2 separate regions of the Homo sapiens genome follow, and region 2 is linked to region 1. Evidence: read pairs that join two places in POLR2A ChIA-PET (ENCODE). Cell type or tissue: HepG2. All regions are shown on one strand. Links, peaks and the distances in the headings refer to the core of each region. The heading gives the core; the rest is flanking DNA. Region 1 has its middle 170 kb from the start of LINC01985. Region 2 overlaps TGFBR2 (transforming growth factor beta receptor 2).

Region 1 (5,387 bases), core at 225-5,224:
GTGAGAGCTGATGAAGCTGCATGCCCGGCTTCTGCTCAATGTCAATAATGTGAGCCAGAGAGCAGAAATCACTTGGTGAGCTGCAGTGGTGCCTGTGCTCTGCACTTTTGCCTGCACCGATCTTCAGTGCTTTAAAGGAATGTGATTGACGCTTAACTTCAGCCTTCCAAATCCCATCATGTGTGTTTCTGGTGGCCCACGCTAACCTGAAATTATGCAGAGACAGGGATCCTGGGAAACATAGCTCCTGCTTAGCTAAATTTGCACAGTGCAAATCTACCATACAAACTCATTTTTTTTACCCTAGAGTCAGTCTGAATTCATAGTTCTATAGTTTTTTTCTCTCATTCTAAATCTTTACCAGGTTCCTGAGGTCCACTCTTCAGCTCTGTTTTGGGGAGCACAGGCCTGATGGCTCTTCCCTGGCATTGCAGACACAGATTCAGAAAGACATGCTGTGGAGGATGGAAGGAAAATGCCATGTTGGAATCACAGCCTTCCCCGGATTAGGTTGCTTCTCCCCTTCCCCACTTGGGGCTGCAGCATGGTTCTCATTGTAGTTTCCAAGTAAACCGCCCTTACTTCCTGGCTTCCTCTAATCAGGGTGGCAGGGGGATGTGTCCACCTCTACAGCAGCCTTCCTGTGTTGACAACACTGTTTGTTCTTCCCATCTCCCTAGGGAGAAGCTGCCTTATCTTTTCCGTGCAATATGTTTGGAAAAAAACACATTTTTCTCTCTTAAAGGAATTGATTATTGTGCTTCTCAAGACTATAAAGAGAATATCTTCTGGACCCAAATACTGGCTTTAAAAAAATAATCTAGATTCCTAGATTATTCTTAGATTATTGCAAGAGAAGGGGATATTTTGGTGATTATTGGTAGTGCATTTTGAATCACTCTATGCACTAAAATATGGCATTTGAGTATGTGTGTGTATGAAAAAGAGACAGAGAGAGACAAATACGAACAGATAGATACAGATAGAAAGACGAAAAGAAATAATTTTAAGTTTTTTCCAATATCTTGACCTAAATCCCAAATTTCTTGTTTGTGCAGCTTCCTTGATCCTATACTGCTAGCAGTATAAGAAAGACTTGCCTGTATAGGCAGTTCTCTCCTCCACCCCGCATGCAATATGGATTAGTTAAGGAGCTCAGGGTTTTATCGTAAACTTTATTAAGCACTTGAATGCAACTAAAACTCAAAATTATCTCTGCACAGAAATTATTTGTTTTGGGGGTTCCTAAGCTAGGTCCATTGGATTCTGACAAAGCCTATTTAAGAAAAAAAGAGCCCTTAAAAATATATTTGTAATTGCAAGAAAATTTGTCATTAACTCTGTGTTACAAGTGTCTTTGTCAGGTGGATTCCTATCTTCCCTTCGATTTCTAACAGAAGGCAACAAAAGCTATCAGAATTTTCTCTTAATAACAGAATTCTATATGCATGACTATTGGTCTTTTTTCCTTCCTTGGTCTTTTCTGAGCAGTTAGTTGAGGAGAAGGTTGGGCTAGCTCTTGATCTTTCACTGATTATAATAATGTACTGTTTCATTTCCCTCCAAACATTGCATTGTAAAGTGAGATTATATGTTCATTTTCACTTTTGAGACAATATTTGTGAACCACAATCAGTTGTGTGTTTGTCTGCACATGTGTGTGTTTAGTGTCTTATTGTCCACAAAAACATTTTATGTTCTCAGTGTTAATTAAATAGGCATTTATAGAATTAATTTACTATGTTAAAAGTATTAGATTCTATTTGGAATTAGAGATGAGTCCTTAAGAATTTCCTAAGTTAGCAGGTGAGAGAGTGATGCAATTAACCAAAGATGCAAGTAGAAAGAATTAACTGTTTAAAGTAGGGCCAAACATAATATGTTTTGGGAGCTTAGAGAAAGAAGGAATTAATTAATTGATTACAGAATTGAAAGAAGCTTTATCAAGGTTATACTGAGATGAGTTGAGCCGTGAAAGATAAGTAGAAAGGAGACAGATAAATAAGCTTGTCTAAAGGAACCATATCAGCATTGTTTGGACCAAGAGCTCTTGTTTTTGTTTTTATAGTTATTTCTTCATGATCATTTTTTTTTAAGAACATTGCTAGAACACCACTTAGGAATGTGTTTGCCTGTTAAGCTATACATCAAAACACAGGATAATCTGATGTCCATGATCTAATACTCAGAGCAAACAAATATTAAGCAACTACTCTTCACCAAACACTTTGTGGGGATTTTCCCATTTAACCTTCCCAAGCAAGGGGGATACTGTAATTAAGTCTACTTGAGGCTTCAAGGGGTCAGGTGACTTGCAAAAGATTTGTCTAGTAGGTGGTGGAAAAAGAATTCAAAGCCAGGCAATTTTAATCTGGAGACTGAACTCTTAGACATTTTACACTGTGGTGCCTTAACAGAGCAATAGATGGCTGTTGTTCTAACATAGACAGATCTGAAATTTGCTCTGGTTCAAGTATGACTCCTCATTTGTCATCTAGGACATTCATGTTTCCTGGATGTGGTTGTGTGCTAGAATGAGTCAATTGGTCCTCACGCATCCTCTCCATGATCTTTATCACTGGGGCCCCTTTTTCCCCAGCTTGTTTCTATGCCATAAGAATAAAATTCGTGCCCCAGCTCTTTCCTTCAAAGCCTTCTGTTGTTTTTTCTTCTGATTTACATCAGAAATCACTTTAACATTCCAGTGATTTTTATTTCAAGTTTTATTTTCCAACTAAAGAAACATACAGTTTCAACAATCTACAAATCCTAATGAACACCCTTTCTGTTATGCCAAGAATGATGTTTTAAGGTACATCACAATCCCAGCAAGATTTTCTAAGATGTTATTTCAAAATAACATAACCTGCTTTTCTAAGGCTGCATTTTCTAGAAGGTTATCTCAGATTGAATGTCGCTAAGGCCTCAATTTTTAATTTCCTATAATATCCTTTCATTTTGTGTCCTGGATCCTGAATTTATGAGGAAAAAACATGAAACTAGTATTCAGCAATCCTTGTTCAGATCCTGACTCCACTATTTATCAATGGGCTAATATTGTCAAGACATAATAGGAACATAGGTCAGTTCTACTCCAAAGCCAATGTTGCTTCCACTAAACTGCAAAACCTTACTTTGAAAAGACTAAGCACTGTATTTTTCAAAAGTTCCAAGCAGGAAATGGGTTTTCTTTTCCTGTTGAGAAAAATCCCTGTTAAGAAACCCAGGATAATCAAACTACATCTTAACATAATGGGCTCAGGCTTCAATACTTCTCTTTACTAAATAGCATTCATTGGCTACCATGGCCTATGCACCTGGCCCTATATTTTATTTCCTCTGACTTAAGCTGTCCATTTTTCTTGCAGGTGGAAAATTACTAATATTAATACAGTCTTGGACCAGCTAATTAAGTGCAATGAGCCCTCCCAATGGGTGCAGAGCCTAATTGCATTTGCAAGCAGCCACCTGCAGGCATAAACTGTCGGCTTAACACTGCACATGGAGGGGGACAGCCAAATCTTCTAATACTGTCCAATTGTCCCTAAGGATATTGAATTTTTCAGAACACTCTGTGTGTGTGTGTGTGTGTGTGTGTGTGTGTGTGTGTGCGCGCACGCGCGCAAGTACTTGACACTCTGTGTGTGTGTGTGTGTGTGTGCAAGTACTTGATTTGTGCATACAAAACAGGGAATGTGGATGAGAAGGCAAAGAAAGATGGAGAATGGCAATAATCCCTATTCCAACCTAACCATAAAATTCAAACCCTTTGAAAATATATTCTTAAAATCATTACAAATGTATGCTCCCACTGTAGCATCCTAGTTATAATCTCTTCCTTAAAGAAGTTTGGAGCCCAGTTGTATGCCTAAAAATTACCATTAACTTACACAATACTGAACAAGCCAGGGCTGGTTTAAGTAGTATGCCTGCCTGTTAAGTTTCTTACTGAGTCATTCACAATGAAGCTGATTCAGGAAATATGGAGTGAGACAAAGTAAAGGAAATGGTGAAGATATTTCTTTATTTGGAATTTTCCTGTGTTCTATTCTTCAGGAAAAATTTGACCTACTTTGAAAAAAAAAAAGTGAACCTCCCTTGATTTTATTTGTATGAACTGAAGTAAAATACTAACCAAAGATTTTAGGGATTTTTTTTTTTTTTTTGTGAAACATCTTGGGCAGAGTAAAACTATAATTACAACTAATCAGGGTAAAATAATGGTGACCCATTGAGCTGAATATGCTGTAAGTGATCTATGACCTTCTGAATAGAAACCTATCTCCTATCTGAATTGACTTCCTTCTAAATGATAATAAAAAAATCTCTAGCAATCTAGATTGGCAAGATAGGTTATTTATTATAATGTGGGAAGCAGGAGAGAGAATTTGTTTGATAATTGTAGTTTCAGGCTGACAGTAATTAAATACTTCTGGGCCCTCATTGAAGAGAATACATTTTATAAGTCTCTGTCCCAGGAAATCAATATCATTCTTTTCTACCTCTGCCCTTTACTTCATCTCTTGGTTTACTTTTTAGTAATTTTTCTCTAACAGTTTCCTCTTCTTGCTTTCGCCATCTTAGAAGTCATGAAGAGCTCTGATGATGTTACTGGGTAAACAGCCTTGGCCTGAGGTTGAAGCAAGGAAACTCTGGAGTTCAACAAAGACACCAGGCCTGATGACCAACACTGTAACTACTAGACAGTGATACTGGACAAAACAACCAATCTCTCTGGCATCAGCATCATCAGTGATAAAATCAGAATAATGATAATTCAATCTTCATAGAGTTGTTGATAGAATTCAGTGATGTGAATTATGAAAAGCAATTAACTAACATAGTGCCTGACACATTAGAACTGCTTATAAAAGGATGGGAACTTTTACTATCATTTCCCAGGGACCAAATGAACACTCTCTTTCTTAATAGCACTGGAACCTCTGAGCTATCTTGAGACTTTACTTTAGGGAGTAGATATGTGTTATTTTGGTAGTAATTTTTAAACAAGATGTAATTGCATACAATATTCTTAAGAGTTGAGTGTGATTAGCGTATGTACTAATAAGATATATAAATATATACACATACATGTGTATATGTGTTGTGTATATGTGTGTGTGTATATATATATATATATATATTATATATAATTTGAAGAGTAACACCCCAGTTAAGATATAGAGCATTACCATCACCCTAGAATGTTCCCTTGAATGTCTTTCCAGTCTATGCCCCCACCTCCATAGTCGACCACTATTCTGATTTTTATTCCATAAATGAGTCTGCCTATTCTTGAACTTTCATATAGGTAGAATCAAACAGTAAGTACTCTTTTTTTCTGGATTTTCAAGCTCAATATAATGTGTGTGTGATTCATCCATGTT
Region 2 (5,387 bases), core at 116-5,115, 270 kb before region 1:
TGGCATGGGGCTCTAAAGTAGGAAAATGATGAAGGGTTTAGCTAAACCTGGAGGAAAAATATTTTGGTTTTGTGAAATAACAATGCAGATTTCAGTCTCTGTTTGCAATGGGGGGAAGGAGGAAGAGGCATTTTTTAACATTTATTTTCTAAACCAACAAACAAATCCTACCATTAGTCAAAGACTCAGGTCTTTGGAATCTGAAGCTTGTAAATTTCAGGGGCACTCTTTAAGAAGAAGAATACAAAATTAAGAATAAAGTGAATATAAAATTAAGAATAAAGTGAATATTTATTTAGAATTAAAATGGCATACAGGCCGGGTGCAGTGGCTTACACCTGTAATCCTAACACTTTGGGAGGCAGAGGTGGACAGGTTCCTCTGAGCCCCAGTGTTCAAGACCAGACTTGGTACATAGTAAGACACCATCTCTACAAAAATTAAAAAACAACAAAAAACAAAAAACTGGCCGGTCTTGGTGGTGCATGCCTTTAGTCCGAGCTACTCTAGAGGACTGCTTGAACCTAGGACTCCAAGGCTGCAGTGAGTTATGATTATGCAACTGCTTTCCAGACTGAGTGACAGAATGAGATCTCATCTCTGGAAAAAAAATTTTAAATAGTATCATACAAACAACAAATTTTTAAAAGCTATAAATACTACAAATATGAAGTGTTTAAAAAACAAATATTTTTATTAACTGATTGCCATACCTCTGAAATAATTCTCCTATATTTTTTGGTTGCACACTCTTTGATCATCTCTTCCAATAACATTTTGCAATATTCTCTATTGAGAGAATAGAAAAATAATTCAGTCTTCCCTTTAGAAATGTAGATCAGAATTTGTAATTTATTCTTGAATAATTTGGAAAAGTTCCTTTCAGCTTCATAATTCATTACAGGTAATGTCATATAAATTTTTTGGATTGACTTCAAATTTGGAAAACTTTTATCAGGTTTCTTTTATATGTGAGCTGTAAGATTCAGGGCACTGCAAGATTTCGTAGTATTTGACTTGATGACACTTGTTAACCACATTGCCAGGGCCTCTCCTAGAGCCAGGAGATGGACCTATACCAGGGTATAGGTAGCCTTGAAGGTTAAGTTCAAGCACTTCACAGTAAATCCACCTGAGCCTGGCATTTATATCCTCAACATATTTGATGCATCTGTGAAGTCTCCCAGTCCTTTCAAATAAAGTGCCTGTTTTACTCAGAATACCTAAACTTCCTGATGGCATAATTGTTCCATGATTCAGCCAAGACTGTATCACTTGAGGTATACACTTCATTTTTCCATTGAGATCACAAGACAGGCATGATGTTTGACTACCTGGTGTATAAACCGAGTGTTATTTTATTACACTAAGAAAATGCAATGGGATAATATATGAAGAATGCTAAAACACTAGAAAAATGTTGGATATTATTATTTCTCTTAACCTCTAGTCTTCCAACACCCATGCTATAATGGACAAGTAGTTTATGTCAATTAAGGCAGACTAGTCTCAGTACAGTATAACAATTAGGAATCTAGATCCCCAAACCAGACCATCTTGGTTCCAACCCCAGCCTAATCATTTTCTAACTAGGTGGACTTAGGCAAATTTATTGACTCTGGAGGATTTATAATAAGCATAATATAACCTACCTTCTAAAGTTGTTTTGAGGGTTAATACACCTGAAGTACTCAGCATGATCCGTGCAGTAGCAAGACCTCAATAAGTGGTAGCTACTATGATTATTGGGAAATTAGTCCATGAAGTCTCTTGAGAAAAGCTACAGGGGAAATAAGCCCAATTTCATTTCCCTATGTAGAAAAGTTTGCAGGATTTGGGCGTGACAGGTAGTCATCCACAAAGCAGCAGTGTTATCGCCCCATAGGAAATGAAGACTTCGTAATGATTTATACTTTAATAAAGAGCTGCTGCAGCATATACTGAAAATATGCACCCAACCCATATCTTCTTTCAAAGGCATTCATGTTGGTTCAACCAAATCCCTAGTTCTCTAAAATGAAGTTTTGACAATCTTATATCTTCTAAAGCACTGAGAAGCCTTTTTCCTTGTTTTCTTTAAAGAGGCTTGAGAAGAACCAAGCCTTTTTTTGGTTCAAATAAAATATTTACAATAGGAGGAAAAAACATTCAGATAAACTTCACCTTGCCCGCCTGGTGGTCTCTCAATACACAGAAGAAATGCAACTAGGGCACTAGGAAATCTAAAAAAAAAAAAAAAAAAAGGAAAGAAAAAAAGTATAGAGCTAAAGTTCACTTCAGGACAACGCAAACTAAGAAAAACTACATTTCCCAAAGGAAATAGAGCACTATGTCTACAAAGTAACTCATTTTTTCTTTAATGTTCAATGTTGTCTATTCCAGGGAAAAAATGGTACAATTAACCAAAACTTATTTCTACCCAACATCTCTGCAAAGGAATGTTGCTGCTGCAGATCCACCCCCAACATGGGAAGGCCCAAGGCAAGTGAGCAAATAGAGGCCCATGTACCATAAGTCAAAACATTTAAAGTTACAAATCAAGCTAGCAAACTGCTCAATAAAATAGGTGTTATCCTTCTACCTAGACTGACAAATATATCTTTTCAATGTCTTGGAAGACCAGGTACAACTTTAGAACTCCTACAATGTTCATAGTCCTTCCACAGAAATGGGTGGTTTAAAGAGAGACATCATCCTGAGCCCTGGTAATCAATTTGCCTTCCTCCCCCCTGCCTGCTCCATCCTACATCAAGAGGGGCCTTGTGATATGTGGACACCCAAGCTCGCTCTCTGTCTCTCTCTCTCTTTCTCTCTCTCTCTCTCTCTCTCTCTCACATACAGACACACACACACACAGAGCTATCCCTTAAACAACCCTCGTGCAGAGATTGCACAACCAGTAGCAATGACAGCCTTCAGGAAGATGGCTTCAAGGATCCATGCAAACTGCAGATACCAGTTCAGGGCCTTCTGGACAGCGAATGTGGGTTCCCACATAACCAAATCATGGTCTAAAAATGAAAAGAGAGTAAGACTGGAAGGCCCAAAAGTCACCTCACCCCATAGGCATGGCTCTGACCAGAGAAGAATGACAGCAGAGTACCATCTAAGGCCCAGGACAGAGGCCAGTTGTGTTCATATACTAGGTCTATATTTTAGTTGTAGAGCTGAAAAAAATTGGAGGAAAATATTCCCTCAGAAAAGAGAAGAAAAAAAAAAAAAAAAAAGAGCTGCATGTCTTGACCTTTCCCAGATAGAATCTCCCCAGTCATAGGTACGGGCCCTGAAGCTAAATCTCATCTAATAATGATAGCTTCAAACCTACAAACAAAACACAGATGCTAGGGAACCCTTAAGAGTCTAAGCAGGAGGCCATAAGTAGACTAAACTGACTACACCCAAGAGGATAGTTGCTACTTGTTGGGTGCTAAGACCTAGAAAGCTGACTGTGGCAAGTAAAAGGCAGAAGTACTCCTGATGTAATGGGTGAGGAAGAGAATCTTAACCTCCTATAAGTTTTCAAATTGTCCCCTTCAAAAGTCAAACTGTCCCCTTCTTCTTTGTTATGTTGGATAAAGTCGGCTCTTCTTGCCCTCATCAGCAGTTGTACACGATTGTACACAAATGATTGTCCTACACACTCAAAATTTGGGGTTTACAATACACATCTTTGCAAATGGGGTATGTCCAACTGCTATAAGTGGCCAAACCACAGGTCACCCACCATGAGTCCTACCACTAAGACACCATTGTCAAACTGTGGGCTGTAGAGTTTCCTTATGCAAAGAAACTCTGCCTTATCTTGATTTTCTGTGGTACAAATGTAGTCAGGAAGGAGGCAGATAATGCAAGCAAACCAAATCAATTAAATCAGGAGCACTGAACTGATGACATTAGATGGTAAGCTTCCCCTCTCTCAAATCTGATATCCATTCACCCCTCTTCAGCCTCCCTCCCAACACACGCATACACACATAGAGACCACACGAAAGAACCTAGCAGCATGCAAGCACAAGAAGCTTGGGCCACACACTCATACATGCACCCAGGCAAAACTCCAGAGAGACCCTGAGCAGGATCCATCTTTCCATCCATAAAATAAAGATAATAAAACTTATCTTGGAGATTTCTTCCTAGGATTAAATGAGATACATAATATCAAGTGGCTGTCTCAGGGTAGGTTCTCAAATGTTAATTGTCTTTCTCTTCCTTCTCCCTGAGATGAGACAATTTGCCTGTCCAGCATTCCAAACCCTTTGGCATGCCAAGCAAAGAAGTATGAGTCATTATCTTGCCTCAGTCACAAGCAACAAGTACCTGTGGAGCAAAATATTACCAGGAAAGTAGAGAGTGCAAAAGAAGCGGTGAGCATTCTTGCTGCGAATGCATATCTGTTCTACTGAAAATCATAACTTAAATCTGCTGAAGTTGTACATAAGGACCTGGAGGGTAGAAGCTAACAAGGTAACAGAGTTATGCTTTTATGTGGAACTTGGCCAAATAATGCCATGCTGTAGCCAGGAAGTATGTTTCCCCTGCACCCTATTTAAAACTGCTTTGGTGGTTTGCATCAGACCTAAATAATATCCACGCTACTCTAGAGTAGGCAGTGGTGGCTACAAGACCACACTTCCCTTCAACCAACGCTGCTTCACCCTTATAAACCAAAACATAAAACCCAATGAAAAAAGAAACTTAAAAAATAAATTTAGATTTTAGCACTTCATTCGTAATAAAATTCTCTTTCCGACACCCTTCTATGAAAAAAAAAAAAAAGAGGAATCAGTATCTACTGGATAATTCCTCTGGTGACTTTATTTAAAATTTTGCAGTGGCTTTCAAGGCCCTACACTGATTCAAAATTTATGGCTAAAGGAATTGCATGAAAACTTCTAGCAGCTTTCCATCATGTTTGTCAGAAGTTGAAACATCTTTTTCCATATTTCATGAGAATACAAGAACCAATTCCATACTTCAAAAACAGTCAAATTACTTATTGTGATCAGAACTAAAACTATTCTAACTGAAAGTAAAGATTTTACTATTTGGACCAAACACCTAACAAACAGTGACTGCTTAGTTAAATGCTCGACCTCAGTTGCATTAGATACAGTAGGATGAAGTGGAGGCTCAGCTCAGCACTTCCTGGGTGCTAAATGATGTGTCAGGCACTGCCAGAGATCCCAGAGATAGAAAACTGAATAAGATTGAGAGGATTAAAGGTATAATGGGCAAGAGAGTTACGTAAAGATATGACTTTGGCTTGGTATTGTTACCAGCTAAGTGAGAGGTCTGTATCTCATAGGAGACATTTACCTCAAACTGGGACATTCAAAGCAGGTTTCCTCAAGAAGATGACACTTGAACTACGTCTTAAAAGATGAGTG

Evidence for each region. ChIA-PET counts read pairs that join two places held together with the same protein. Peaks named below come from ENCODE experiments on the same cell type or tissue, not always from the same donor. Only the 100,000 strongest peaks of a DNase experiment are listed, where the experiment ranks them.
Region 2: POLR2A ChIA-PET joins it to region 1 with 5 read pairs; 14 of 35 experiments call an interaction of 5 or more read pairs at or near these places.

Annotation. Positions count from the first base shown.
Region 1 is chr3:30,344,919-30,350,305 of GRCh38, reverse strand. It overlaps a transcript of LOC101927995 not described here. Among named protein-coding and RNA genes, the nearest start is that of LINC01985, 170 kb to the left of the region's middle. RefSeq lists a cis regulatory region at 692-709 and an enhancer at 629-773. In HepG2, for the core only: no CTCF peak of the experiment used is centred there; DNase peaks (open chromatin) are centred at 595, 2,235 and 2,495.
Region 2 is chr3:30,610,972-30,616,358 of GRCh38, reverse strand. All of the region lies in intron 1 of TGFBR2 (transforming growth factor beta receptor 2), which reads right to left. Among named protein-coding and RNA genes, the nearest start is that of TGFBR2, 7.1 kb to the right of the region's middle. In HepG2, for the core only: no CTCF peak of the experiment used is centred there; DNase peaks (open chromatin) are centred at 2,855 and 4,263; H3K4me3 peaks cover 3,833 bases.